2 separate regions of the Homo sapiens genome follow, and region 2 is linked to region 1. Evidence: read pairs that join two places in POLR2A ChIA-PET (ENCODE). Cell type or tissue: PC-9. All regions are shown on one strand. Each heading gives the region's core, and the rest is flanking DNA. Links, peaks and the distances in the headings are about the cores only. Region 1 overlaps ZNF43 (zinc finger protein 43). Region 2 overlaps LINC00664 (long intergenic non-protein coding RNA 664).

Region 1 (15,516 bases), core at 4,063-12,062:
TAGGATTTGTACCTACTTTTGTACCCTAATTATAAATAATATAATTTATTCCCAAATATTTGTTTTATATATCAGAGGCTGTAACCGTATTCTGCAAAATATATATATATATATATATATGTAATTTAGTTGTAAGGCTATTCTTTGCCTCTAAAGTTGGATTACAGCAGTTTCATTTTTTGTAAGTATAGCATCTACTTAAAATATAAAAATTATCTATAGTTTCTTTTAAATGTTTATTAAAAGTTTCTCATTACAATCTTGTATTTATGATTATACTGCATTTTCTCTAAAATTTTACTGCTGTACAGTTCATGCCAATGATGCAGAAGTACAAAGTTACAAATATTGTAGTTATCTAAACAAATTCTTCTTTAATGGTGCATCAATGTTGCATACCAGATTTTTTTTTTTTTTGAAATGGAGTTTTGCTCTCGTTGCCCAGGCTGGAGTGCAATGGCATGATCTCGGCTCACTGCAACCTCCGCCCCTCCAGGTTCCAGCGATTCTCCTGTCTCAGCCTCCTGAGTAGCTGGGATTATAGGCATTTGCCATCATGCCCAGCTAATTTTTGTATTTTTAGTAGAGACAGGGTTTCATCATATTGGTCAGGCTGGTCTTGAATTTCTGACCTCAGGTGATCCGCCTGCCTCGGCCTCCCAAAGTGCTGGGATTACAGGCATGAGCCACTGTGCCTGGCCTTGCATACCAGATTTTATGAGTAAACATTTCTCTTATTATTGTTTTCCAGTTTCATATTAGTGTATTTCTTCAGTGTAGGTTTCTTAACATCAGTTTATTGTGTTTTTTGGTTTTACCTATGTATTATAATTTCAGACAATTTTCAATTCTGTATGCTTTAATTAAGAGATAATTAAATCCCATATTGGGCTTTAATTGGCCGGGCACGGTGGCTCACGCCTGCAATCCCAGCACTTTGAGAGGCTGAGGCAGATGGATCACAAGGTCAGGAGATGAGACCATCCTGGCTAACACGGTGAAACCCCGTCTCTACTAAAAATACAAAAAATTAGCCGGGCATAGTGGTACGCACCTGTAGTCCCAGCTACTCAGGAGGCTGAAGCAGGAGAATCGCTCAAACCCGGGAAGTGGAGATTGCAGTGAGCCAGATCGTGCCGTTGCACTCCAGCCTGGGCGACAGAGCAAGACTCCATCTCAGAAAAAAAAAAAAAAAGAGATCAATCACCAAATGTCTATCACAATCATATTATATATGTGTGTGTGTGTTTATAAATATATGACCCCAATTTTGGTTAAAGCTTATCTTGTATATATTATTTTTTAGCTAATTTTTAATGGTTGTTTTGTCTTCTCTAAGTTAGTAGTCATGGAAATAGTCTATTTTCACCATGTGTTTAATGATGAATGTATATTTTCTTTGTATGAGAGAAACACTTTTGTAATTTGAGGGTAATTTTTTAAAAAGTTTATAATGCTGTATTTTTTTGTTTTTTTTTAATGTTAGTGTTGTAAAAACATGTAACATGAAATTTACCATCTTAAATCTATTGAAGTGTACATTTCAGGCATGATGGTGACTCACATCTGTAATCCCAGGATTTTGGGAGGCCAAGACAGGTGGATTGCTTCAGGCCAAAGTTTGAGACTAGTCTGGGCAATATATGGAGATTCCCTCTCTACAAATAATTTTTGAAAATAGCCAGGCATGGTGGTATGCACCCATGGTACAAGCTTTTTGGGAGATTGAGGGGGAGGGATTACATGAGCTTTGAAGTTAGAGTCTACAGTGAGCCATAATTGTGCCACTGTACTTAAGCTTGGGTGACAAAGTGAGAACCTGTCTTAAAAAAAAAAAAGTACTTTTCACTCATGATAAAAATATTTACATTGTTATTCAAAAAACTTCTAGAAATTTTACACCTGTGAAACTAAATACACATTAAGTAACAAGTGCTCATTTTGCCCTCTTTTCAGCGCTTGACAAACAGCGTTTTACTTGCTGATTTTATGAGTGTGACTACTTAAGATATCTCAAATAAGTTGAGTCATATGGTATCCATAATTTCATTACTTGCTAATTTCAGGTGACATAATATTCTCAAAATTTATCTTAAAATGAGGCAAGATTTTCTATTTGAAGGCTGAATAATATTACATTGTAGATCTATATTAATTTTTTGATGTATTTATAAATCAAGGGACATCTAAGTTTCTTCAGCCTTTTGGCTTTTGTGCATACTGATACAAAAAATATGGATGTTCATATGTCATTCAGGTCCTGCATTTTCTGTTATGAATATAGATTCATAAATGAGATTTTTGTATTTGATGATTTCATTTTTAAGTATCTGAGAAACATTTATAATTTTTTTTTTTTTTTGGAGACAGAGTTTCACTCTTGTCGCCTAGGCTGGAGTCCAATGGCGTGCTCTCAGTTCACTGCAACCTCTGCCCCACTGGGTTCAAGTGAGTCTTCTGCCTCAGCTTCCTGAGTAGCTGGGATTACAGGCATGTGCCACCATGCCTGGTTAATTTTGTATTTTTAGTAGAGATGGAGTTATTCCATGTTGATCAGGCTGGTCTCGAACTTATGACCTCAGGCGATCTGCCCACCTCGGCCTCCTTGTTTTCCATCAACAGTCAACATAGGTTTTTTTTTTTAATTTGTAATTTTTTATTATTATTTTTTTTTGAGATGGAGTCACACTCTGTCACCCAGACTGAAGTGCAGTGATTTGTTCTCATGTCCCAGGTTCAAACAATTCTCCTGCCTCAGCCTCAGGGTAGCCGAGATTACAGGCACCCACCACTATGCCCGGCTAATTTTTGTGTTTTTAGTAGAGATGGGGTTTTGCCATGTTGGCCGGGCTGATCTCGAACTTCTGACCTATGGTGATTCACCTGTCTCAGCCTCCCAAAGCACTGGGTTTAAAGATGTGAGCCACTGTACCTACCTGGATGGTTTTATTTTTATTGCATCATCAACAGATTTTGTATTTTTAAAAAATTTATAGTAGCCATTCTAAATGGGTGATAGGTGATTTTGTTTTTCATTGTGATTTTTATGCATTTCTCTACAAATTGTAATTTTGTGTCTTTTTAAATGCTTCTTCCCATTTGTGTATATTTTTGGTAAAAATTTAGTTCAATTATTTGTCCATTTCCAAATCAGATTATTCAACTTTATTGTTAGTTTTAAGAGTTGTTTATAGGCCAGGAGCAGTGGCTTACGCCTATAATCCCAGCACTTTGGGAGGCTGAGGCGGGCGGATCACGAGGTCAGGAGATCGAGACCATGGTTAAACCCTGTCTCTACTAAAAATATAAAAAATTAGCCGGGCGTGGTGGTGCGCGCCTGTAATCCCAGCTACTCGGGAGGCCGAGACAGGAGAATGGTGTGAACCCGGGAGATGGAGTGTGCAGTGAGCTGAGAACGCCCCGCTGCACTCCAGCATGGGTGACAGAGTGAGACTCCGTCTCAAAAAAAAAGAAAAAAAAAGTTGTTTGTATATTATGAATATTAAGGAATATCACATGTGATTTACAAATACTTTCACTCATTTTCTAGGAGGCATTGTCTCTCTATTGAATGTTTTCTTTGATGTACAGTAATTTCGAGGTATAGTGTAGTTAAATTTTTCTGTTCTTTTCTTTGCTGTTCATGCATTTAAGGTTGTGTCTAAGAAAATGGTGCCAAGACCAATGTCATGTCTTTTTTCCATATTTCTTTTTAAAAGATTTGTTAGTTCCTTTTTTCTATGTGTTTTATTTAAAATATTTGTATATATAATTCAAGAAAATTATCCAACTTTATTTTATTAGTGTTGGTATCCACGTTTCAGCATCATTTTTTGAAGAGATTTTTTTCTATTGCTTCCTCATGGCAACTTTGTAGAAGTTCATTTGATCATACACAGAAGGGTTCATTTTAGGACTCTTTATTCTGTTCTTTCATCTACTTATCTGTCTTTGTGTCAGTACCACATTGTTATTGTAGCTTTTAATATGTTTTGAAATCAGAAAGTATAATGCCTCTTTATTGTTTTCATAGTTGCTTGGCTATAGTTTTTTTTTTTTGTTTTTTTTTTTAGAGACAGAGTCTCGCTCTGTTGCCCAGGCTGGAGTGCAGTGGCATGATCTTGGCTCACTGAAAGCTCTGCCTCTTGGGTTCTAGCAATTCTCCTGCCTCAGCCTCCCAAGTAGCTGGGATTACAGGCACATATAGCCATGCCCAGCTAATTTTTTGTATTTTAGTAGAGACAGGGTTTCACCATGTTGCCCAGGCTGGTCTCGAACTCCTGAGCTCAGCAGGAAATCCACCTGCCTTGGCCTCCCAAAGTGCTAGGATTACAAGTGTGAGCCACCATGCCTGGCTTGGCTATAGTTTTTAATCAAATTTTAAAATTGTGAAGAATATTTCTGTGAAAAATTGTACCATTGAATTTTATGTAGAGATTATATTGAATTAGTTCACCACTGTAGCTTGTATTGACAACTTTGGAAAAGTTAAATTCTTCGGTCCTTGAGCAAGAATATGTTGAAGAGTGTGTTTTATTTTGATATATTTTTGGATTTGCCAGTTTTGCTTTTAATTCCTAGTTTTATGCAATTTTGGTCGAAAAACACAGTGTATAATTTTGGTCTTCTTAAATTTATTTGTCGTCGTCGTTGTTGTTGTTGTTTTGAGACAGGATCTTACTCTTGCCCAGGCTGGAGTGCAGTGACATGATTTTGGCTCACTGCAGCCTCAACCTCCTGGGCTCAAGTCAACCTTAGCCCCTTAAGTAGCTGGGTGTACAGACATGCACTACCATCCCTGGCTAATTTTTTATTATTATTTGTAGAGACAGAGTCTCACTATGTTGCCCTGGCTGGTCTCAAACTTGTGGCCCCAAGTGATCCTCCTACTTTTGTTTCCAAAATTTTAGGATTATAAGCATAAGCGACTGCACCCAGCTGGTATTCTTAAATTTAATAAGACTTGGTATTTATCCTAGCAGAATACACAAGATGCAAAGAAGAATATTGTATATTGTCTTGCTTTTTACTGGAAAGGTTTGTATGAGTCTGTTAAGTCTCCTTTGTCTGTGATATGGTTTGGATGTCCATGTTTCCAAACCTCATGCTGCAGTATAATCTTCAGTGTTGGATGTGGGATCTGGAAAAAGGTATTTTTGTCATGGAGGTGAATTCCTCATGAATGACTTGGCACCATAGTCTTGGTAATAAGAAAGTTTACACTCTGTTAATTCAAAAGAGAGCTGGTTCATTAAAAGAACCTGGCTCCTTCACCTCACACTTTCCCTATTACCATGTGACATTTCCAGTTACTCTTTGCCTTCTACCATAACAGTAAGCTTCCTGAGACCCTCACCAGAAACAGATGCTGACACACACTTCTTGTACAGTCTGCCAAATTGTGAGCAAAATAAGCCTTTTTTCTTTATAAATTATCCACTCTCAGGTATTCCGCTATATGCAAAATAATTGGAGTTGGCAATTTACTTCTAAAGGCACTATGTTATGTTGGAGAGCAGAAAAAGCTGTGTTGGGTAAATGTAACCAATTTATATTTTCCTTCTATGTGGCTCTTTGCATTGGACTCACCTGGGGCACTGCACACACTTATTTGTAAATTTTTCACTGATTTGATCAGTATGTTTTTGTTACATTTATATGTCTATAAATAAATTAGGGCCTGTGGTATTTTTCTATGACATCTTGCTTATGTAGCTTGTGTGATTTTATATGTTACATAAAGTATATTTATCTCTGAGTCTAGCAAGTGGAATAATTTGTTATTTTTATTTTTTTCAGTTATGTGTTCTCATTTTACCCAAGACTTTTGGCCAGAGCAGCATATAAAAGATCCTTTCCAAAAAGCGACACTGAGAAGATATAAAAACTGTGAACATAAAAATGTACATTTAAAAAAAGACCATAAAAGTGTGGATGAGTGTAAGGTGCACAGAGGAGGTTATAATGGATTTAACCAATGTTTGCCAGCTACCCAGAGCAAAATATTTCTATTTGATAAATGTGTGAAAGCCTTTCATAAATTTTCAAATTCAAACAGACATAAGATAAGCCATACTGAAAAAAAACTTTTCAAATGCAAAGAATGTGGCAAATCATTTTGCATGCTTCCACATCTAGCTCAACATAAAATAATTCATACCAGAGTGAATTTCTGCAAATGTGAAAAATGTGGAAAAGCTTTTAACTGCCCTTCAATCATCACTAAACATAAGAGAATTAATACTGGAGAGAAACCCTACACATGTGAAGAATGTGGCAAAGTCTTTAATTGGTCCTCACGCCTTACTACACATAAAAAAAATTATACTAGATACAAACTCTACAAATGTGAAGAATGTGGCAAAGCTTTTAACAAGTCCTCAATCCTTACTACCCATAAGATAATTCGCACTGGAGAGAAATTCTACAAATGTAAAGAATGTGCCAAAGCTTTTAACCAATCCTCAAACCTTACTGAACATAAGAAAATTCATCCTGGAGAGAAACCTTACAAATGTGAAGAATGTGGCAAAGCCTTTAACTGGCCCTCAACTCTTACTAAACATAAGAGAATTCATACTGGAGAGAAACCCTACACATGTGAAGAATGTGGCAAAGCCTTTAACCAGTTCTCAAACCTTACTACACATAAGAGAATCCATACTGCAGAGAAATTCTATAAATGTACAGAATGTGGTGAAGCTTTTAGCCGGTCCTCAAACCTTACTAAACATAAGAAAATTCATACTGAAAAGAAACCCTACAAATGTGAAGAATGTGGCAAAGCTTTTAAGTGGTCCTCAAAGCTTACTGAACATAAGTTAACTCATACTGGAGAGAAACCCTACAAATGTGAAGAATGTGGCAAAGCCTTTAACTGGCCCTCAACCCTTACTAAACATAACAGAATTCATACTGGAGAGAAACCCTACAAATGTGAAGTATGTGGCAAAGCCTTTAACCAGTTCTCAAACCTTACTACACATAAGAGAATTCATACTGCAGAAAAACCGTACAAATGTGAAGAATGTGGCAAAGCTTTTAGCCGGTCCTCAAACCTTACTAAACATAAGAAAATTCACATTGAAAAGAAACCCTACAAATGTGAAGAATGTGGCAAAGCTTTTAAGTGGTCCTCAAAGCTTACTGAACATAAGATAACTCATACTGGAGAGAAACCCTACAAATGTGAAGAATGTGGCAAAGCTTTTAACCATTTCTCAATCCTTACCAAACATAAGAGGATTCATACTGGAGAGAAACCCTACAAGTGTGAAGAATGTGGCAAAGCTTTTACCCAATCCTCAAACCTTACTACACATAAGAAAATTCATACTGGAGAGAAATTCTACAAATGTGAAGAATGTGGCAAAGCTTTTACCCAATCTTCAAACCTTACTACACATAAAAAAATTCATACTGGAGGAAAACCCTACAAATGTGAAGAATGTGGCAAAGCTTTTAACCAGTTCTCAACTCTTACTAAACATAAGATAATTCACACTGAGGAGAAACCCTACAAATGTGAAGAATGTGGCAAAGCCTTTAAGTGGTCCTCAACCCTTACTAAACATAAGATAATTCATACTGGAGAGAAACCCTACAAATGTGAAGAATGTGGCAAAGCTTTTAAACTGTCCTCAACCCTTTCTACACATAAGATTATTCATACTGGAGAGAAACCCTACAAATGTGAAAAATGTGGCAAAGCTTTTAACCGATCCTCAAACCTTATTGAACATAAGAAAATTCATACTGGAGAGCAACCCTACAAATGTGAAGAATGTGGCAAAGCATTTAACTATTCCTCACACCTTAATACACATAAGAGAATTCATACTAAAGAGCAACCCTACAAATGTAAAGAATGTGGCAAAGCTTTCAACCAATATTCAAACCTTACTACACATAACAAAATTCATACTGGAGAGAAACTCTACAAACCTGAAGATGTGACAGTGATTTTGACAACACCTCAAACTTTTTCAAACATAAAATAAATTATACTGGTGAGAAATTCTAGAAATGTAAAGAATGTGATAAAGGCTTTACATGGTTGTCACACTTGATTGTAGGTAAGATAATTTACATTGGAGTAAACTTCTACAAGTGTGAAGAATGTGGCAAAACTTTTAATTAATGCTCGTACCTTATTGCACAGGAAAGAATTTTTACTTGGAAAAAGGTATATACACAAAGAATGTGGAAAAGCCATTAATATGTGCTCATATCTTACTCAACATCAGAGAGTCTGTACTTAATAAAACCATTATAGATGCAACTAGTGTCAAAAGATCTTTCAGAAAATAAAAGCCTTTAAAGTGAAGAAGATAATTCATTCTGAAGACAAACATTACAAATATTAAGAGGGTTGTAGTACCATTACTTGCATCACAGATCTTATTGTACACATTTTGTACTAAAGAAAACCCTGAAGCAGTTGCTCAAATACTGTTCAACATCAGAAAATTTATATTGGAAAAAACCCCTGGAAAATGTAATAAATTTGTAAAAACAGTTTTGAAAAACTACAGCTTATAAAACATGAGGGTCTATAATGCTTGGTTGATAGTACAAAGTTTATTCAACATCAGGGAATTTATATTGGAGAAAAACCCTACAAATGTAATCAGTTTGGAAAAACATTTTTAAAAAAACCACAGCATAGAAAACACCACAGGGTTCATACTAAAATATGTTTTTGCAGATGCAGTAAAAATGAAAAAAATTTAATCCGAAATTAAGTTTATGTAAATATCTGAGAATTCACAGTAGAAATATCTAAGGCGCGGACACTTCAGACATTACACTAAATCAGTGCTAAGTACAGAAAACAACACAAAATAAAACTTGGTGGATAAATTATTTGTATATAACATTAAAAGAAGTAGAAGATTTTCAGTTATAATTACAATTAAAGTATACTTTTATCTTGAAAAAATTACTGATTTTTAAATTAGTGAATAATGATGTAATTAAACTCTCAAATAACTTTATGCTCTTTTTTCATTCCTGCTATATTCACATGTGAAAGCATGTGACCAATTGTTGCTGCACCAAAGATATGAGAGATTCTTTTATTAGGTGGGCATTATTTAAAACATTTTTTATGGAACAGTAAGGATATTAAAGTGTAAGATGCAGCCAGGCATGGTGGCTCATGCCTATAATCCCAGCACTTTGGGAGGCTGAGGCCGGTGGATCACCTGAGGTCAGGAGTTTGAGACCAGCCTGACCAACATGGTGAAACCCTGTCTTTACTAAAAATACAAAAATTTACCAGGCACCTATAATCCCAGCTACTTCAAAGGCTGAAGCAGGAGAATCACTTGAACCTGGAAAGTGGAGGTCTCAGTGAGCCGAAATCATACCATTGCACTCCAACCTGGGCAACAAAAGTCAAACTCCATCTCAAAAAGAAAAAAAAAAAAAAAAAAGATGCGTGATGAAAATGTAACTGGAGAGGCTCTTTGTGGTTAACTTATAAAGGAGTGATGCAGGAGATAGGTTTTCAGAGTAATATTCTTCTGCATTATAGTGACAAAAGTTTTTTATTTTAGTTAAAATTGGTTAAATTAGTAAGTCATTTTACTTATTGTAATTTTATGTAATTAAATGTACATTTTTAAATTTTTAGATTACATGTAAATATAACTTTTAAAAAAATGTGTTAAGACCATTGTACATTCAATGAAGCATTATTATGCTTCTAACTTTAACCTATTTCACCTTACTCAAGAGTGTATGTAAAAGATGGTAACAATATACTATTTGGTAACATAATGGACTAACATTTCTATTAATCTATTTCACCAGTGGCTTTCAACTGCAAATAAGTTAAAGAATATTTTTCTATAGGTTAAATATTCTTTTTTGTCTTATTTAAACTTACTGTTCTTAATTTCTGTGGGTACATAGTATGATTTTAATTACCTTATTTTATTCTTTGTGCTATTCATAATTTTTTTTGTTTGTTTGGTTTTTTTTTTTGAGACAGAGTCTTGCTCTCGCCCAGGCTGGAGTGCAGTGGCGCGATCTTGGCTCACTGCAAGCTCCGCCTCCCAGGTTCACTCCATTCTCCTGCCTCAGCCTCCCAAGTAGCTGGGACCACAGGCGCCCACTACTTGTTTGGGTTTTTTTTTGGAGATGGAGTCTCGCTCTGTCACCCAGGCTGGAGTACAGTGGCATGATCTTGGCTCACTGCAACCCCCACCTCCCCGGTTCAAGTGATTCTCCTGCCTCAGCCTCCCGAATAGCTGGGATTACAGGCGTCCACCATCACACCAGGCTAATTTTTGTATTTTTAGTAGAGATGGAGTTTCACCATGTTGGCCAGGATGGTCTCGATCTTCTGACCTCATGATCTGCCTGCCTCGGCCTCCCAGAGTTCTGGGACCACAGGCATGAGCCACTGCACCTGGCCAAATGTGTATATATTTATGCAATATATAACATGTTTTGATACAGGCATATAATATGTATTAGTCACATCAGGATAAAGTATCTATTACCTTCAGCATTTATCCTTTGTATTACAAGCCAATTCTACACTTCATTATTTTAATGTACAATTAAATTGTTATTGACTACAGGGTCATTTTAATTATAAAAATTATATAGAAGTATAAATAAAGTCCATACATTCCTGAGTCATGAATAAACATTGGTATATATTTTTCTTTGACTATGTGGCCGCTCTGCCTGAAACACATACAGAGTTTTAGTTTTGACTTACATAGGGTTAAATATACACATACATTACTCTAAAGATAAACCTTAGGTGTAAGAAAATTATGGAGTAAGTAACTGTTCTTGTATGAGTGTCTACCTATTTTAGGAAGAAAAAATCAATATTGAAGCAAAACAAGTAATTTTAATAAGGTGACTAATTTACTAGAAAACTAAAAACCTCAAAAATGCTGAAAGGAAATCTATACTGTCTGCTTTCTATTGAATTCATTACTGTAAGATCTTATGGTTTATGGTTCAGAATCTCCCCATGCAAACTTTTTTTTTACTTGCTTGGTACTCATGCTAGACCCATAATTTTCTTTTTTATTATTTTTTCTTTTATAGTTTATGAGGTATTATGTAAGCTCACTGGGGATTATAAGAATGATTTTTATGAAATTTAGTTGTGCACACAAAATAATTTTTAGGTGCAATTCCACAATTAGTGTTTTAAGTTATATTGAGTTAGGATATTCGATTTTGTTTATTTAATTGGAGACTTCTATATAAACCTACTTTAGCTATTGTTCATTTCACTTTCTATAATTGACATATGTAAATTTATTGAGCTAATTAGTTCAGGTAAATACTAGGGAGGCTTCATAAGTTCTGAAGTTTTTTTGTTCTGTTTTGTTTTGAGACAGAGTCTTGCTCTGTCACCCAGACTGGAGTGCAGTGGCATGATCTCGGCTCACTGCAACCTCTGCCTCCCAGGTTCAAGCAATTCTCCTGCCTCAGCCTCCTGAGTAGCTACAGGCACACACTACCATGCCCAGCTAATTTTCTGTTTTGTATTTTTAGTAGAGACAAGGTTTCACCATGTTAGCCAGGATGGTCTCCATCTCCTGACCTTGTGATGTGCTCACCTCAGCCTCTCAAAGTGCTAGGATTACAGGCATGAGCCACTGCGCCTGGCCTTATGAGGATGTTTCTATACATAAATATAGTGAACAAGCATGATGGTGCTTGCTGTGTAACAGATTGTCCATAATAAGCCAAAAACATTTCTGCTGGAGTTAGTTGGTAGCTTCAAGTCAGAGACGGAAAATATCAGTGATGAAATAATATTGATTCTTACTGTGGAGAGAACATTTTTCTTATCTTTAGTAAAAATACAAAAATTAGCTGGCCGTGGTGGCATGCACCTGTAATCCCAGCTACTCAGGAGGCTGAGGCAGGAGAATCACTTGAACCCCAGAGGGAGAGGTTGCAGTGAGCCGAGATCACGCCATTGCACTCCAGCCTGGGCGACAGTGAGGCTTCATCTCAAAAAAAACAACTGTAGTTTTGTAAGCATCCTCAAAGAAATCTACACCTGTTTCCCAAACACTTGCAATGCAAAGTTAAATTTCACAGAATCTTTTCACAAGAGTGGGTAGACAGCTGTTTTCTTCAAACTGAGACCTGGACTATAAGGTCTTGATTCTAGCAGATCTGACAGGACTACCTACAAACCTGCATGCAGGGCTGTGTGAGTGGCTGCTGGAGCACATTGGTGGGCTGAGAAGGGCCATGGAGACATTTATGATCACCAGACGCCTTCACAGCTGCATTATGCAAATGCTGGGCTTCACTTCCTAATGAGTTCTAGCAGACTAGTGTTTCCACCAGTCCCTGACCCATGCCTTCTGAATCTCCCTTGCCCAGGGTCCTCACAGCTGTCCACTATGTATGTCTCAGTCTCTGCTGATAGAGGCCACCTAAAATGAGAGCAGAATAGGCCTCAGAAAAAGCACCTAACAACCCTACTATAAGTATTTCAAAGAAAACCATTCAGATTTTCTCCAAGGCTTGTCTGTTGCTGCTTACTGTTCGTGAGAATGCTTTCTAAGCAGCAATAGATTTGAGAATGTCATTAGCCACTACTGTTTGTTTTCCTTCTCATGTCCCGCATTAACCAAAACCAAAATGAAACCAACAAAAAGCCTTCCAGGATATAGCTTTTGTATATAGGCCTAGCTGGCTAGCAGTAACATTTGGACTTTAAATTGAGTCTTGAATGATCTTCAGCGGTTACCCAGATAGCTCTTGGCATCAAACCCCTTGGCATCTCTTCCATTCCTTTTCCTATTCAAAATATTGAGGTTAAAATACATCAAAGTACAGAGGGAAAAAAATCTTAGGTCTTCTAAAAATAATTGTTTCATTTAGAAATCTGAATGATGGAGTGTTGGCAGAGGGCCACCAGAATTCAAAAGAGGTTGAGTTTAATCCTCCAGCCCAACTGTCCACATTTAGAAATGACAACATTCACGAACTAAGTCAATATAATTTGCACAGATCTTACCCAACAAACCCTAAGCTGCAAAAACAAACACTTGCATTTACACTTTTTTTTTTTTTTTTTTTTTGAGATGGAGTCTCACTCTGTTACCAGGTTGGAGTGCAATGGCACTATCTCGGCTCACTGCAACCTCTGCCTCCCGGGTTCAAGCAATTCTCCTGCCTCAGCCTCCTGGGCAGCTGGGACTACAGGTGCATGCCACCACACCCAGCTAATTTTTTGTATTTTTAGTAGAGACGGGGTTTCACCATGTTGGCCAGGATGGTCTCGATTTCTTGACCTCGTGATCCGCCCACCTCAGCCTCCCAAAGTGCTGAGATTACAGGCATGAGCCACCGCGCCCGGCCTGCATTTAAACTTTTCTAAAATGTCAAATTAGCATATTCTTTCCTCAGTGTAAAGTTTTAAGAAGCTTTAATCTGCCTTTATGAATTACCCTTTCAAAAATATATTTAAATGCTAGGAAAAGTTAACTTTATTCTCTACTCACAAATTTCTCTTACTTTACAGACAAATGTGGTTATATACATTGTTTAAAAACGCTTTTCTACTAATGACACTTCATGTGTAGATCTACACAAATGCTGTTTTTATTCTTCTGGGAATAAAAAGAGCTGTCCCAAGAACTAATAAAAGGATAAAAATATCTTTGCGGCTGGGTGCGGTGGCTCACGCCTGTAATCCCAGCACTTTGGGAAGGTGAGGCTGGCGGACCACGAGGTCAAGAGATGGAGATCATCCTGGCCAACATGGTGAAATGCCGTCTCTACTAAAAATACAAAAATTAGCTGGGTGTGGTGGTGCGCACCTGTAGTCCCAGCTGCTCAGGAGGTTCAGGGAGGAGAATCGCTTGAACCCTGGAGGCTGAGGTTGCAGTGAGCCGAGATTGCCCCACTGCACTCCAGCCTGGTGACAGAGTGAGACTCAGTCTCAAAAAAAAAAAAAAAAATCTTTACTATTTGCCCCTACTTGCTCAGCCATTTTTTTTTTGTTTGGGGTCTGGTGTTTGTTCTTTTCCCTCCATTTTGTTTTTTTGAGACAGTGCACTGGTAGAAATTGGCACTGATGGGCCAGGTGTGGTGGCTCATGCCTGTAACGGCACTTTGGGAGGCCAAGGCAGGCAGTTCACTTGAAGTCAGGAGTTTGAGACCAACCTGACCAGCATCGTGAAACCCTGCCTCTACTAAAAATACAAAAATTAGCTGGGCGTGGTGACATATGCCTGTCATCCCAGTTACTCAGGAGGCTGAGGCAGGAGAATCCCTTGAGCCCAGAAGGTGGAGGTAGCAGTGGCCAAGATCGCGCCATTGCACTCCAGCCTGGGTGACAGAGTGAGACTCCGTCTCAAAAAAAAAAAAAAGAAAAAAGAAACTGGCACTTATGGTTGGCTAACCTTTACGCTTCTTTGGAGCAGTGGAGAATTTTTAGCCCCCTGTTGAGGCAAATGTTGAAAAGTCTGACCTTGTTCTCAGGTGCTCCAGCTTCTTATTTACAGTAGAGCTGCCATGCCTGTAAAAGCCCATGGGCCAGGTCATAAGGTGGACTTTACTGTGAAGCACAGGGAGCACCTCATTCCTCACCCTTATCCTTGTGCAGAATGTGCTTGCAGGACCTGGAGAACAGGATGGTCCACACGATCCAGAAGAAGTGCTGAACACCAGATGCAGTGCTTTGAAGGTTATGTCCAGGGTCAGAAACTAGAATCAGTAGGCCAAGCAGCTGGCACTGACCAAAAGAAGGGCCTAGGCTAGGCTGCTGGCCACTGAGGCTGGGTTGCAATGCTGGGACAGGTTGGAGATGTCAAGTCCAAGAACATCCAAAACCTCTTACTAGACTCTCCACAATGTCTGTAGAAACATATGTACTCCCAACACAAACTTCTTGGTGAGCCAGGTCAAGATCTTTTGAGCAGCAGATATTGCCTTTTCACAACAGGCTATGGATGCTCCAGCAAAAGGTGTCGACTATGCCAGTGTGGCTGTTCTCAGTTCCCCAGTGACCCCATGTTTCCTGCACTCCTGAGGCCAGCAGCTCAAGCAGCAGCAGTAGCAACAGCAGGAGAGGCCAGCTCAGGCCCCGCACCTGCGGTCTGCCTGAGGCTCATGTGCCCATGCCAGCAGGGGGGATGTGATGACATAGTGCAGGATGAGGGCTACACACAGGGCTGGGTTGCCATGGGCTCAACAGGAGCAGCATTGAAATGATCAAGGGCTGCATACCACACCTTTGTCTGCTACTGCTGCCACCACCTATAATTTATAGGTAAACACCTTTTAGGAGGCACATATAATCATTTAGAAAGATAAAAACTCCCTCCTGCTACTTTTTTTTCTCCTTCTTTTCCCGTGCCAGACTTTTGGCTAACATCTACAAACATATTAGATGGCAGCCATATAAATTTTATTTTAATTATAATGCTTTCAAAATTAATAAATGAGTAAGTATAAAATAAAATCTTAACTACTGTATCAGCAAAAGAAAATGAAACTCATATTACAATT
Region 2 (15,516 bases), core at 3,781-11,780, 310 kb after region 1:
CATTTAGATTAAGTAAATTTACTGAGGCTGCAGGGGAAGGTCTTCAAGACTCAGACCTTAGTTACAGATTAAATAAAAGAAGTTAATCACTTATCTCTTTAGATGAATGCACACTTACATGTAGACATATAGCTTAGAAGGTATATAGGCTCTGGAAAACGTTGTAATTTTGAGTTGGTCTGGTGATAATTTCCAGGCCTTCTCCCTGTAACTGGTTGCAGAAATAAAACTCTCTTCCTCCCCAGTTCATCTGCATCTCGTTATTGGGCCATGAGAAATAGCAGCCCAACTCTCAGTTTGGTCCAGGAACAATACCTTATTTAACAGTTTTACAACTTGTCTAGTGAAATAAGTATCTTGATCATTAGAGACCTTTCAGAAATGTCCCATGAAAAAAAAACATATTTTCTAATATTCTTTTAGCTACTATTATAACATCAGCCTTCTTGCATGAGAAAGCTTTTATACTATCAGAAAACATGCATTAAAAATGACAACTGTATAAAATTTCTGTATAAATGCTTAAATAGCCTATTAGGTAACAGAAATGTACATAAAGTATTGATTGTTTCTCAGAATTATATGTTTGACATAAAAAAATTGGCCTTAATCTGTTTAGTAATTTAGAATAATCACCACACACACACACACACACACACACACACACACACACACACACAAACTTAATTCATATTTAATTTAGATTATTTTCTGTGATGAGTAATGGAATGCAGAGCTTTTAATAATGGAAGCTTTAAGAAATCAAGAATAAACAAATGGCTTGGTGGCTGTCTAGATTCTTTATGAGTCCACACTTAACATTAAATTTATGTCCTTTTTTTTTTTTTGAGACAGAATCTCCCTCTGTCACCCAGGCTGGAGTGCAATGGTGAGATCTCGGCTCACTGCAAACTCTGCCTCCTGGGTTCAAGCAATTCTCTGCCTCAGCCTCCCGAGTAGCTGGGATTACAGGCACCTGCCAACACACGTGGCTAATTTTTGTATTTTTAGTAGAGACAGGGTTTCACCATCTTGGCCAGGCTGGTCTTGAACTCCTGACCTTGCGATCCACCCTCCTCGGCCTCCCAAAGTGTTGGGATTACAGGCGTGAGCCAGCATGCCCGGCCGCTTATTTTTTCTTATTTTTTGAGACAGAGTCTCGCTCTGTCACCCAGGGTGGAATGCAGTGGCATGATCTTGGCTCACTGCAACCTCCACCTCTCGGGTTCAAGCAATTCTCCTGCCTCAGCCTCTGAAGTAGCTGGGATTACAGGCACCCGCCACCATGGTCAGCTGATTTTTGTATTTTTAGTAGAGACAGGGTTTTGCCATGTTGGTCAGGCTTGTCCCAAATTCCTGACCTCAGGTGATCCACTCCCCTCGGCCTCCCAAAGTGCTGGGATTACAGGCATGGCCACCGCACCCCACCTAGTGTATCTGTTTAGACAGAATAAAACAAGGTATCTATTCATAAGTAACAAATATAGGTTAATAGAAAACTCAAACACAAATATAACTAATGCTATATCTTTCAGAATAGCCCATTCTAATTATTTCATTTCTCATTTGCTAAAATTCAAATCAACTTTTTTCATAATTTTACAGTGTATCTTAATGTCAGAGGCATTTAAACCAGAGTGACTCTATTTTGAATAGTGGCTGGGCAAATTGAGGTTGAGACCTACAGGGCTGCATTCCCCGGCAGTTAGGCATTCTTGGTCACAGGCTGAGATAGAAGGTTAGCACAAGATACAATGCACTTAGCAATTTGTCACAATCTTCTCTGTTAGCAGGGTACAGGCAGAAAAGAAGGGTCACATATTTAGGTCATGTGTCATAGGCGGTCATAGCAGAGATATGTCATTTGTGGGAATGGTCAAGAAAGGAGCTCCCCAACTGCTAGGTGTTGAGCCCAGCTATACATCACAATACCCAAAATATGTGAGGCCCAGAAAAAAAGGAGAGCCACATCACCTAGGTGCTGGGTCCAGCAATATGTCACAATCACCCTTTTTGGCAGGTTCCAGTCAAAAGACAAGTCACAAAGTGATGAACAAAAAGATATGTCATAATACCCTTCTGAACAGAGCCTATGCAGGAAACTCATATTACTTATGTGCTGGGTCCAGTGATAGGGTCACAATCCCCCACCTTTTACAGGATTCAGGAAGAAAAGGAGAGTAACATCACTTAAGTGATAAACAAAACATATGTCATACATCCCCTATTAGCAAGGCCTATGCAGGAGAGTCACATTACCTAGGTGTTGGACCAGCCGTATTTCAACAGACACAATGTAAGCAGGGCCTAAGGAGGAGAGGAGAGTCACATCACCAAGGTGCTGGGTCCAGTGATATGTCACAATCACCCTTTTTGGCAGGTTCCAGTGAAAAGACGAGAGTCATAACACCTAAGTGAGGAACAAATGATATGTCATAATACCCTTCTGAACAGAACCCATGAGTTAGAGTCATATTACCTGGGTCTTAGACCCAGTCATATATCAGAATACACAATGTATGCAAAGCCCAGGGGAAAAAAAAAAGTCACATCTCAGGCAGAGCCCAAGCAGAAGAGAGTCACATCACCTAGGTTCTAGGTCAAGAAATGTCACAGTATCCTCTGAGAAAAGAGCCCTGGCAGAAAAGTCACATCATCTAGATGAGAGCCCCAGAGATATGTCACAATGTCCCCTGTGAGTAGTGTTGGGAACAGGCCCCCAAATCTGGCCATAAACAGGCCCCAAAACTGGCCATAAACAAAATCTCTGCGGCACTGTGACTTGTTAATGATGGCTATGACACCCATGCTGAAAGGTTGTTGGTTTACTGGAATGAGGGCAAGGAACATCTGGCCCACCCAGGGCAGAAAACTGCTTAACGCGTTCTTAAACCACAAACAATAGCTTGTGAGATCTGTGCCTTAAGGACATGTTCCTGCTGCAGATAACTAGCCAGAGCCCATCCCTTTATTTCCCACAAGAAATACTTTTAATCTGTAATCTATAGAAACAATGCTTATCACTGGCTTGCTGTCAATAAATATGTGGGTAAATCTCTGTTTGAGGCTCTCAGTTCTGAAGGCTGTGAGACCCCTGACTTCCCACTCCACATGCTATATTTCTATGTGTGTGTGTCTTTAATTCCTCTAGCTCCGCTGGGTTAGGGTCTCCATGACCTAGCTGGTCTTGGGAGAGTAGGGCTCAGGAGGAAGAGAAAGATCACCTGACTTAAGAGCTGGGCCCAACTACATATCACAACCAACCAGTGGGCAGGGCCAAAGCATGAGAAAAGAGTCACATCACATAGGTGCTGGGCCAAGTGATATGTCACAATTCCCACTGTGGACAAGTCCCAGGGAGAAGAAGAACGGGACCAAGAGATATGTCACAATAACCCCTGTAGACAGGGACTAGGCAGAACAATTACATAGCCTGTGGGCTGATCCCAGGGATAAGTCACTCTCTTTTATGGGAGCATGGCCATGGAAGGAAAGAAGCGTCACATTATCTAGATGCTGGGCCCTGTGATATGTCACAATCTCTCCTATAGGAAAAATCCAAGTAAGAGAGTCACATCACATAGACGATGGATTCACAAATATGTCACTATTCTTGTTGGGCAAAAGGTGTTGACTCTTGAGCAAGGTTCAGGCAGAAGGATCACATCACCTTGGTTCTGAGCCCAACAATATGTCACAATGCTTGATGAAAAGAAACGCCAAGGCAAAAATGTAACATCACCTTGGTGTTCAGCCCAGCAGTATGTCACAATGTACACTGTAAGCAGAATATAGGTAGAAGAGTCATATCAGCTAAGGCACTGGGCCCATTGATAAGTAACAATCCTTTCTTTGAACAGGGACCTGGGAGAAAGAGTCACGTTACCTGGATGATGAATACACAGATAGATCATAAAGCTTCCTGTAGGCAGGACCCAGCAAGGAGAGTTACATAACCTGGATGTTGCAAATGGCAATATGTCACAATGACCCATGAAGGCAGGGCACAGGTAGGAGAGTCACATAACCAGGGTGAGGGGCCCAGTGATATGTCACAATGTCCCATGTGGGCAGTGCCAAGGCAAAAGTACAGAGTCGCACCACCTAGTGTTAGGTCCAGCAATGTATCACAATCTGATCTGTGGACTAGGCACCAAGCAGAAAAGTCAAATCACTCAGGTGCTGGGCAGAGGTGTATGTTACAGTCACAGTTGAAGGAAAAGGTAGGGATAAAATTAACAATCCTGCTGGGTGTGGTGGCTCACACCTGTAATCCCAGCACTTTGGGAGACAGGCAGGTGGATCACATGAGGTCAGGAGTTCAAGACCAGCCTGGCCAACATGGTGAAACCCCATCTCTACTAAAAATACAAAAAATTAGCCAGGCATTGTGGTGGGCACCTGTAATCCCAGCTACTCAGGAGGCTGAGGTAGGAGAATCGCTTGAACCCAGGAGGCAGAGGTTGCAGTGAACCGAGATCGCACCATTACACTCCAGCCTGGGCAACAAGATTGAAACTCCGTCTCAAAAAAAAAAAAAAAAAAATTAACAATTCCACACATGTCCCATTTCTAGGTATTAGAGTCAACACCTTTTGTATGTTGAGTCTGAATACACAAGTCACAATCTCAATGGTGGACTGGATACCTGCATGACAGCCTCAATCTTTGCAGTGGACTGTGTCCCCTTAGTGGACTCACAGCCTCACAGATACGCTGAATCTTGGTCTGAGAGTCACCAGCCCACATGTGGACTGAATCCATGTGTGAAAGTCAATTTTCCAACTTTTGGCTATCTCTAGGTGTGAGATTCAGAACTTCAACAATGAACTGTGTTCATATGAAAAGATGACAATCTTTACTGTTGGCTGAGTGTGTGTATGAGTATCACAATGTCACCTGTGTGCTGGGCCCTGTTACAAAACTCTCTGTTACCATCTGAGGGCTTTATACAATATGCATGATAGTCACAATTTGCTCTGAGAATTCTGTTCTAGTATGAACTGATAATCGTAGCTATGGACCTAAGCCCATGTGTTAGAGTCAACATCTCTCTAATTGGCTAGGACCAGAGAGAAGAGTCCTCATCTGCCTATGAGCTTTGTTTTGAAATGAGTCAACATCTTGACTGTGGTCACATGATCACATATGACAGTCACAATTTTTACTGTGGACTGCATCCACGTGTGAAATTCAGGATCTTTCCAGTGAGCTCTGTCCATGTGTGAGGGTGTTGGTAGGTTTGCCAACATTTGGTAGGTTGTTCATATGAGAAACACAGTCTCACCTGTGTGCTTGACCCTGTGATGACACTCTGTACCATCCAAAGACTTTATACAAACTGTGAAAGAATGGTTATGCTTTATAATGTTCTTACCTAGAGAAGACCCCAATAATTTACCTGTTTCTCTAAGTTTAGCTACAAGTGCCAGTATCTCTCCTACTGACTGATTTGTCAGTATGAGTGTCATTATCACAACTGTGAGCTGGGCTAAAGTATATGTCACAATCCAACCTGTGAGTAGAAAGCAAATGAGAGAATAACATCGCCTGGGTGCTGGGTCAGGAATATATCACAATTTTTCCAGGGAAGAAACCAGGCATATCGCCTGGTTGCCTGGCCAGGGTTCTGTTGCCCTAAAATTCCCTCCTGAAAGCAAGGCACAGTCATCAAAGTCACATCACTTGGGTAGTGGGCCCAGCTATGTCTCTCTGCAGGCAAGGCCTGGGCACAAAAGATATACCACCTGGTTGCTGAACCCAGAGATGTGTCACAATTTTCTGTATGGGCATGGTGCAGATGGAAGAGAGTCACACCTCCAAAGTAATGGATGCACAGATATGTAACAAAGGCCTCCTGTGGGCCCCTAAGTTCTTGGTCCAGTAATATTTCACAATACCCCCTAGGCATAAATGTCATATTACCTAGGTGAGAGGCCTAGATATGTCACAATGCCCCCTGTGGGTAGGGCTTATAAACAGGAAAGTCACATTACGTAGCTGTGGGGATCAGCTTTATGTTCCAATCACCCCAGAGGGAAGGGACCAGGCATGAGAGAAGAGCCACATCACATAGAAGCTACGTCAAGCGATATATCACAATTCTCACTGAGGACAAACCCTGGAAGAGGAGAGTCATATCATCTAGGTGATGGGCCCAAATATATAGCACAGTGACTCCTGTGTGCAGGGAACAGGCAGAATAATTACATCACTGGTGTGCTTGGCCCAGGCAGAAGAGGAGTGTCACATCACATAGGTAAAATAGGGCATTTACCTGGGCTTTGTCCATAGGAGAGATTGCAGTGGGTCAAGAAATATGTCACAATGCTCCCTGTGGTCAGGGTTCAGGCAGAGGACTCACATCATCTTGGTGCTGGGCCCAGCAGTGTGTCTCAATGCCTTCTAAGGACATAGCCAAAGCAGAGAAGTAACATCACCTTAGTGTTAGGCCCAGCAGTATGCCACAATCTCCTTTGTGGGCAGAACCTAGGAAAAAGAAAACAGTCACATCAGCTAGGAGCTGGGACCAGCAATATGTCACAATTACCCCGTTGAGTAGAGAACAGGCAGCAAAAAGAAAGTCACACTCCCTAGGCCAGCGACCATGGCTCACGCCTGTAATCTGAGCACTTTGGGAGGCCAAGGTGGGCAGATCACCTGAGGTCAGGAATTCGAGACTAGCCTGGCCAACATGGCGAAACCCCTTCTCTATTAAAAGGCAAAAATTAGCTGGGCGTGATTATATGTCATAATCTTACCTGTGGATAGAGAGTGAGCAGGAGAGATACGTCATCTGCATCATCTGGTTGCTGGGCCAGGGATATGTCACAATCTTCCCTGAGAACAGGCACCAGGCAGAAGACTTATCACCTGGGTGCTTGGTCAGAGATATGTTACAATTTCCTCCTGAAAGCAGGGGACAGGCAGTAGAGTCCCATCACCTGGGTGCTGGGCTCAGTGATATGTCACAATGCTCCCTGTGAGCAAAGCTCAGGCAGGAGAAACACATCGCCTGATTTCTGGGCCAGAAGATACATCACGGTCTCCCCTATGAGCAAAGCCTTGGTATAAAAGGAGAGTCACATCAAATAGCTGATGCTCCCAAAGATATGTCACAATGCTCTCTGTTGTCAATGTCCACACAGGATCTCTCGTCACCTTGTTGCTGAGCCGAGCAATACGTCACAGTGCCTTTAAGGTCTGGGCCAAGGCAAAACAGTAATGTCACATTGGTGTTGAGCCCCACAATATGTCCCAATCTCCCTTGAAAGCAGGACTTATGATGAATAGAACAGTCACACTTGCTTGGTACTGGGCCAAGTGATATGTCACAATTCCCCCTGTGAGCAGAACAACGCAAAAGAAGAGAGTCACATCACCTGGGTAATGGGTGAAAAAAATACCACAATGTTCCTTGTTGGCAGTAGAGTTACATTACCAGGGTGTTGGACCCAGCAATATGTCACAATGTGGTGAGGGCACAGGCATGAGAGTCATATAACCTGGATGTAGGCCCAGAGATATGTCACAATGCCCCAGTAGGCAGTGCCAAGGCAGGAGAGGAGACTCACATCAACTAAGTGCAAGGTTCAGTGAGATGTCACAATGTCCTCTACGAGCAGCACCAAGACAGAAGAAGAGTCACATCCCCTCAGTTCTGGGTTCAGCAGAACTATCCCACCTGTGGGCTGGTCCCAGACAAGACAGTCAGATCACTCAGGTGCCTGGCATAGAAAAATGTCACAATTGGGCCGGGCACGGTGGCTCACGCCTGTAATCCCAGCACTTTGGGAGGCCGAGGCGGGTGGATCACCTGAGGTCAGGAGTTTGAGACCAGCCTGACCAACATGGAGAAGCCCTGTCTCTACTAAAAATACAAAATTAGCCCTGCGTGGTGGCACATGCCTGTAATCCCAGCTACTCGGAGGCTGAGGCAGGAGAATCACTTGAACCCGGAAGGCGGAGGTTGCAGTGAGCCAAGATTGTGCCATTGCACTCCAGCCTGGGTGATAAGAGTGAAACTCCATCTCAAAAAAAAAAAAAAGAAAAGAAAAATGTCACAGTTAAAACTGCAGGAAGGTCCAGGGATGACATTAACAATCCCACACATGTCCCGGTGTTAACCTCCTATATGTTGTGTCTAAGAACAGGAGTTACAATCTCAACGGTGGATTGAACTTGTGCACAACAGCCTCAACTCCTTCTGCACGCCACGTATAAATAGTAAAGTCACAGCCACATAGGTGTGCTGAATCTTGCTCTGAATGTCACCAACCCACCTGTGGACTGAATCCACATGAGAGTCAAGTTTCCAGCCTTTGACTGCCTATAGGTGTGAGATTCAGAACCCCAGAAGTGGGCTGTGTTCATGTGGGGAAATGATGATGTATACTGTTGGGTGGGTGTACATACAACTGTCAACATCTCCCCTGTGTGCTGGGCCTTGTTAATACACTCTCTATACTACCCAAGGGGCTTTATGTAGTATGAATGTGGGTCACAATTCACTCTGACCCCTTCATGTTTATATGCCCCCATGACCATACCTGTGGCCCTAAGCCCAGGTGTGAGAGTCAACATTTCTCCAATTGGCTGGATCCAAATAGTAGAGACCTCATCTGCCTATGATTTTGAGTTTAGAAATGTGTCACCATCCCAACTGTGGCTGGATGCTCACATATGACAGTCACAATTCCAACTGTGGACTGTTTGCATGTGAGATTCAAGACCTCAGCAGCGGGCTCTTTCCATGTGTGAGGGTGATAATACTAATGGTTGGTGAGGTTTGCTGTGCCCTGTGATGACACACTCTAACACTTGAGGGCATTATACTACGTGTGGGGGTGTGGCAATCTTTTATAACCTTCATACAAAGAGAGACCCAGGATGTCGCTCATTTTTCTGAGCTATGAAAGGTATTTCTTCTTCTTTTTTTTTTTTAGATAGAGTTTCGCTCTTGTTGCCCAGGCTGGAGTGCAATGGAACGATTCTCCTGCCTCAGCCTCCCAAGTAGCTGGGATTACAGGCATGCGCCACCACGCCCGGCTAATTTTTTTTGTATTTTTAGTAGAGAAGGGGTTTCTCCATGTTGGTCAGGCTGGTCTCGAACTCCTGACCTCAGGTGATCCACCCACCGTGCCTGGCCAGTATTTCTTCTAATAGCTGACTTGAGGCATGAGAGTCATCATGACATTTGTAAGCTGACATGAGAGTCATCATCACACTTGTAAGCTGACCACAGCCTATGTCGCAATTCTACTTATAAGAAGGGAGCTAGCAGGGGAGTCACATCACCTGGATTTCAGCCATGGATATCTCATAATCTGCTGAGGGAAGAAGCCAAGCAGGAGTGTCACATCACCTGAGTGCTCAGCCAGGGATATGTTACAATTCTGTCCTGAAAGCACAGCACAGGCAACAGAGTCACATCACCTGGGTGCTGAGCTCAGCGCTATGTTACAATGCTCCCTGTGGGCAAGACAGAGGCAGAAGAGCCACATCACCTGGTGTCTGGTTCCAAGGATATGTCACAATCATTCCTGTGCAGGGCAGGGTGCAGGCAAAAAATAAATGTCACATCTTCTAGGTCATGGGTGCAGATATATGTCACAAGGTCCCTGTGGGCAAAGCCAAGGTAGGAGCATGCAATCCCATAGGTGGTGGGCCTAGTGATATTTTACAATACCCAAAACATGAGAGGCCCAGGCCAAACAAGAGAGTCACATCACCTAGGTGCTGGGTTCAGTGATTTGCCATAATCTCCCACTTTTTGGCAGGGCCAGGCAGAAGAGGAGAATTATATCACCTAGATGATGAATGAAAATATATGTTGTAATACCTCTGTGGGCAAGTCCCATGCAGGAGAGTCACATCACCAAGGTATCAGGACCAGCCACATGTCACAATATGTGCAAGAGGAACCAGGCAGGAGAGGAGAGTCACATCACCTAGGTTCTGGTCCCAGCAATATATTACAATCCCTTCTTGGGAAAAGCCCAGGAAGTAGAGGAAAGTCACGTCACCTGGGCACTAGGCCCAGTGATGTCTCAATGCCCTCCGTGAAAAGCAATAAGGCAAGAGAATAGACTCACATCACCTAAGTGCTGGGTCCAGCAATGCGGCACAATCCCATCTGTACGCTGGGCCCAAGCAGAAGAGTCAAATCACTCAGGTGCTGGGCAGAGGTGTATGTAACAATCACACCTGCATGAAGGTCGAAGCATAAGATTAACAATTCCACACATTTTCTTGTTCTAGGTATGAGATCTAACACTTCCTGTATGTTGAGTCTAAGTAAATGAGTCACAATCTCAATGATGGTCTGGATCCATGTATAAGAACCTCAATCCCTCCTGCAAACTGTGTCCCCTTAGTGGAGTCACAGACTCACAGGTGTGCCGAATCTTGGTCTGAAAGATGCCAACCCCCGCATGGAGCGAATTCACATATGAGATTCCATTTTCCAACATTTGACTGCCTCTGGGTGTGATATTCAGAATCTGAATTGTGAGCTATGTTTATATGGAAGGATGAAATATTTACTGTTGGCAGGTCATACATATGAGTGTCACAACCTCACCTGTGTGCTGAGTTCTGTTAGGACATCCGCTGTACCTTTTGACAACTTTACACAGTATGTGAGAGATTCTCCATGACTTTCACACGAAGAGGAGACCCAAGATATTACCCATTTTCCTAACTCTGGCTATGAGAGACAGTGTATCTGCTATTGGTTGTTTCAAGGTATGAAAGCAATCATTGCACCTGTAAGCTGGGCCAAGATATGCATCATAATCCCACCAGTGAATAGGGACCGACCAGTAGACTCACATCACCTGGGTTTCGGGGCAGTGATATGTCACAATCTTCTCTGAGGGCAGGGACCAGGCAGCAGTGTCACATCACCTTGGTGCTCCATTAGGAATATGCTACAATCCCCTCCTGAAAGCAGAATACAGTCAGAAGAGTCACATCACCTGAGTGCTGAGACCAGAGATATGTTACAATGTTCTCTGTGGGCGAGGACCAGGCAAAAAAAACAAATCCCCTGATTGCTGAGACCAGTGATTCGTCACAATCCCTAGTGGTCAGGGTGCAGACAGAAGAGGGGAATTAAATCTCCCAGATAACCCCATCCAATGGGTGTTGAACTCAATGATATGTCACTATACCCAAAATATGCCAGGGACATGGAAAATAAAATGGTCACATCATCTAGGTGATGAAAAAGAGGTATGTCGGCCAGGCACAGTGGCTCATGCCCATAATCCCAGCACTTTTGGAGGCCACAGTGGGCGAATCACCTGAGGCTGGGAGTTTGAGACCAGCCTGACCAGCATGGAGAAACCCCGTCTCTACTAAAAAAAAATAAAAAATTAGCTGGGCATGGTGGCACATGCCTGTAATCCCAGCTACTCGGGAGGCTGAGGCAGGAGAATCACTTGAACCCGGGAGGTGGAGTTTGCCGTGAGCCAAGATCACACCATTGCACTCCAGCCTGGGCAACAAGAGCGAATTCTGTCTCAAAAAAAAGAAAAAGAAAAAGAGATATGTCATAATACTTCTGTAGGCAGTTCTCATGACATAAAGTTGCATCACCTGGGTGCTGAATCCAGGTATATGTCACAATACACAATGTATGCAGGGCTTAGGCAGAAGAGAAGAATCACAACAGCTAGGTGGTGGGCCCAGAAATACATCACAATCCCTGCTTGGGCAAAGCCCAATCCATAAAGGAGAGTCACATCACCTACGTACTGGGTTCAGCAATATGTCACCCTACCCCTTGTGGGGAGGGCCCATGCAAGAGTCACATCACATAAATGATGGGCCCAAAAATATGTCAAAGTTTTCACTGTGGGTAGGGCTCAGGAAAAAAAAGAATCGCATGACCTAGGGGCTGGGCCCAGCTATATGTAACAAACACCCCAGTTTGCAGGGCCCATGCATGAGAGAAGAGTCATATCACCTAGCTGCTGGGCTCAGTGATATGTAACAATACTTTTTTGGCAGGGCCCAGGCAAAAGAGGAGTGTCACATCACCTAGGTGATTAATAGAAAGATGGCTCATAATACCCCTATGGGCAGGCCCCATGCAGGAGAGTTGCGTTATCTAGGTGTTGGACCCAGTGATATGTCTCAATACACACTGTATGGAGGTCCCAGGCTGGAGAGGAGAGTCACCTCTTCTAGGTTCTTGACAGAGTGATATGTCACAATCCCTTTTTGGGTAGAGACCAAACAGTAGAGAAGAGTCACATCACCTAGATGCTGGGCTCAGCAATGTCACAATATCCTGAGAAGAGGGCCCAAACAAAAGAGTCGCATCACCTCATTGAAGGTCTCAGAGATATGACACAATGCCCCCTGTGGGTAGGGCTCAGGAAGATGTGTGGAGTCACATAACCTTGGGGCTGGGCCCAGCTACATGTCAAAATCACTCCAGTGGGCAGGGCCCAGGCATAAGAAGAGAATCACATCATGTAGGTTCTGAGCCAAGCAACATGTGACACTCCCCACTGTGGACAGGTTCCAGGAAGAAAAGAGTCACATAACCTCAGTGATAGGCCCAGATATATGTCACAATGACTTCTGTGAGCAGGCAGAAGAATCCCATCACTTGTGTGCTGAATTCAGCAATAAGTCATTCACTCTTCAGTGGGCAAGGAAGAGGCAGGAGAGGAGAGTCACATCACCTATGTGTTGGGCCCAAATTTATGTCACAATCTCTTTTTGGGCAACATCCAGGTAAGAGAGGAGAGTCACATAAAATAGTTAAAGGTCCCAGAGATATGTCACAATGCACCTTGTAGGCAGGGTCCAGGCAGGAGACTCACATCACATTGGTTCTGGGCCCAGCAATCAATCACCATGCCTTCTAGGGGCAGTGTCAAGGCATAAGAGTATGTCAGCATAGACTGCTGCCATCTCGGCTCACTGCAACCTCCCTGCCTGATTCTCCTGCCTCAGCCTGCCGAGTGCCTGCGATTCCAGGCGCGTGCCGCCACGCCTGACTAGTTTTCGTGTTTTTTTGGTGGAGACGGGGTTTCGCTGTGTTGGCCGGGCTGGTCTCCAGCTCCTAACCGCCAGTGATCCGCCACCCTCGGCCTCCCGAGGTGCCGGGATTGCAGACAGAGTCTCGTTCACTCAGTGCTCAATGGTGCCCAGGCTGGAGTGCAGTGGCGTGATCTCGGCTCGCTGCAACCTCCACCTCCCAGCCGCCTGCCTTGGCCTCCCAAAGTGCAGAGATTGCAGCCTCTGCCTGGCCGCCACACCGTCTGGGAAGAGAGGCGCATCTCTGCCTGGCCGCCCATCGTCTGGGATGTGAGGAGCCCCTCTGCCTGGCTGCCCAGTCTGGAAAGTGAGGAGCGTCTCTGCCCAGCCGTCATCCCGTCTAGGATGTGAGGAGCGCCTCTGCCCGGCCGCGACCCCGTCTGGGAGGTGAGGAGCGTCTCTGCCCGGCCGCCCTGTCTGAGAAGTGAGGAGACCCTCTGCCTGGCAACCGCCCCGTCTGAGAAGTGAGGAGCCCCTCCGCCCGGCAGCCTCCCCGTCTGAGAAGTGAGGAGCCCCTCCGCCCGGCAGCCACCCCGTCTGGGAGGTGAGGAGCGTCTCCGCCCAGCAGCCACACTGTCCGGGAGGGAGGTGGGGGTCAGCCCCCGCCAGGCCAGCCGCCCCGTCCGGGAGGTGAGGGGCGCCTCTGCCCGGCCGCCCCTACTGGGAAGTGAGGAGCCCCTCTGCCCGGCCACCACCCCGTCTGGGAGGTGTACCCAACAGCTCATTGAGAATGGGCCATGACGACAATGGCGGTTTTGTGGAATAGAAAAGGGGGAAAGGTGGGGAAAAGATTGAGAAATCAGATGGTTGCTGTGTCTGTGTAGAAAGAATTAGACATGGGAGACTTTTCATTTTGCTCTGTACTAAGAAAAATTCTTCTGCCTTGGGATCCTGTTGATCTATGACCTTACCCCCAACTCTGTGCTCTCTGAAACATGTGCTGTGTCCACTCAGGGTTAAATGGATTAAGGGCGGTGCAAGATGTGCTTTGTTAAACAGATGCTTGAAGGCAGCATGCTCGTTAAGAGTCATCACCACTCCCTAATCTCAAGTACCCAGGGACACAAACACTGCGGAAGGCCACAGGGTCCTCTGCCTAGGAAAACCAGAGACCTTTGTTCACTTGTTTATCTGCTGACCTTCCCTCCACTATTGTCCTATGACCCTGCCAAATCCCCCTCTGCGAGAAACACCCAAGAATGATCAATAAAAAAAAAAAAAAAAAAAAAAAAGAGTATGTCAGCATAGTATTAGGCCCAGTGACATGTCACAATATCCTCTTTGGGCAGAACCTAGAAAGAAAGAGGCAGAGAGTCATGTGAGCTAGGTGCTGAGCCCAGTAATACATCACAATCCCTTCTGTAAGCAGGAGCCAGGCAGGAGAAGAGAGCCATATTACCTGTGTGATGGGTGCAGGGATATGTCACAAGATCTTCTGTAGGCAGGACCTAGGCAGTAGAGTTACATCACCTGGGTGTTGGACTCAGCAAAAGTCACAGTGGCCCACATGGGCAGGGCACAGGCAGGAGAGTCATATAACCTATGTGTGGGGCCCAGCCATATGACACAATGTCCCCTGTGGAAGAGCCAAGGCTGGAGAGAAGATTCACACCACCTGGGTACAAGATGTAGTGATGTCAAAATGTCCCCTGTGGGTAGTGCCAAGGCAGTAGAATAGTCACACCACCTCGGTACTGGGTCCAGGGATATGTCACAATCCCTTCCATGGGCTAGGCCAGGGCAGGGGCACCAAATCACTCTGGTGCTGGGTAAAGTCATATGTCATAATGACACCAGCAGGAATGTTCAGACATGAGATTATGCATCTGGACTGGAAAGAATCAACACATCAAAAACATGACCAGACCGTGCACAGTGGCTCACACCTGTAATCCCAGCACTTTTGGAGGCCACGGAGGATACCTGGAACCCAGGAGTCCAAGACTATCCGGGGCCAACATGGTGAGACAGCATCTCTATTAAAAAATAATAATTAAAGTTAAAAAAGAAATATATATCCAGAGCATGGACAACATAGCAAGATCACATCTCTACTAAAAAGATGATACAGGCTGGGTGCCAGTGGCTCACGCCTGTAATCCCAGAACTTTGGGAGGCTGAGGTGGGCGGATCACAAGGTCAAGAGATCGAGATCATCCTGGCCAACATTGTAAAACCCCATCTCTACTAAAAACACAAAAATTAGCTGGGCGTGGTGGCGCACACCTGTAGTCCCAGCTACTCGGGAGGCTGAGGCAGGAGAATCACTTGAACCCAGGAGGTGGAGGTTGCAGTGAGCTGAGATCATGCCACTGCACTCCAGCCTGGGTGACAGTGTGAGATTGTCTCAAAAAAAAAAAAAAAAAAAAAAAAAAGATGATAGATAGATAGATCAGAAAGACAGAGACAGAGCCAGCCAGATAGACAGAGCTGGACAGACAGAGAGAGATGATAGACAGA

Evidence for each region. Peaks named below come from ENCODE experiments on the same cell type or tissue, not always from the same donor. Only the 100,000 strongest peaks of a DNase experiment are listed, where the experiment ranks them.
Region 2: POLR2A ChIA-PET joins it to region 1 with 17 read pairs; 2 of 35 experiments call an interaction of 5 or more read pairs at or near these places.

What each region holds. Positions count from the first base shown.
Region 1 is chr19:21,800,091-21,815,606 of GRCh38, reverse strand. ZNF43 (zinc finger protein 43) reads left to right here. Exons shown (of 4, transcript NM_003423.4): 4 at 5,800-10,661. The coding sequence ends at 8,000. It also overlaps the pseudogene BRI3BPP1. Among named protein-coding and RNA genes, the nearest start is that of ZNF43, 28 kb to the left of the region's middle. In PC-9, for the core only: no CTCF peak of the experiment used is centred there; no DNase peak of the experiment used is centred there.
Region 2 is chr19:21,485,093-21,500,608 of GRCh38, reverse strand. LINC00664 (long intergenic non-protein coding RNA 664) reads right to left here. Exons shown (of 11, transcript NR_037194.1): 2 at 14,456-14,504; 3 at 10,839-10,944; 4 at 10,095-10,206; 5 at 9,298-9,400; 6 at 6,762-7,343; 7 at 6,278-6,489; 8 at 5,402-5,515; 9 at 3,887-3,957; 10 at 2,260-2,410. Among named protein-coding and RNA genes, the nearest start is that of LINC00664, 9.1 kb to the right of the region's middle. In PC-9, for the core only: no CTCF peak of the experiment used is centred there; a DNase peak (open chromatin) is centred at 7,388.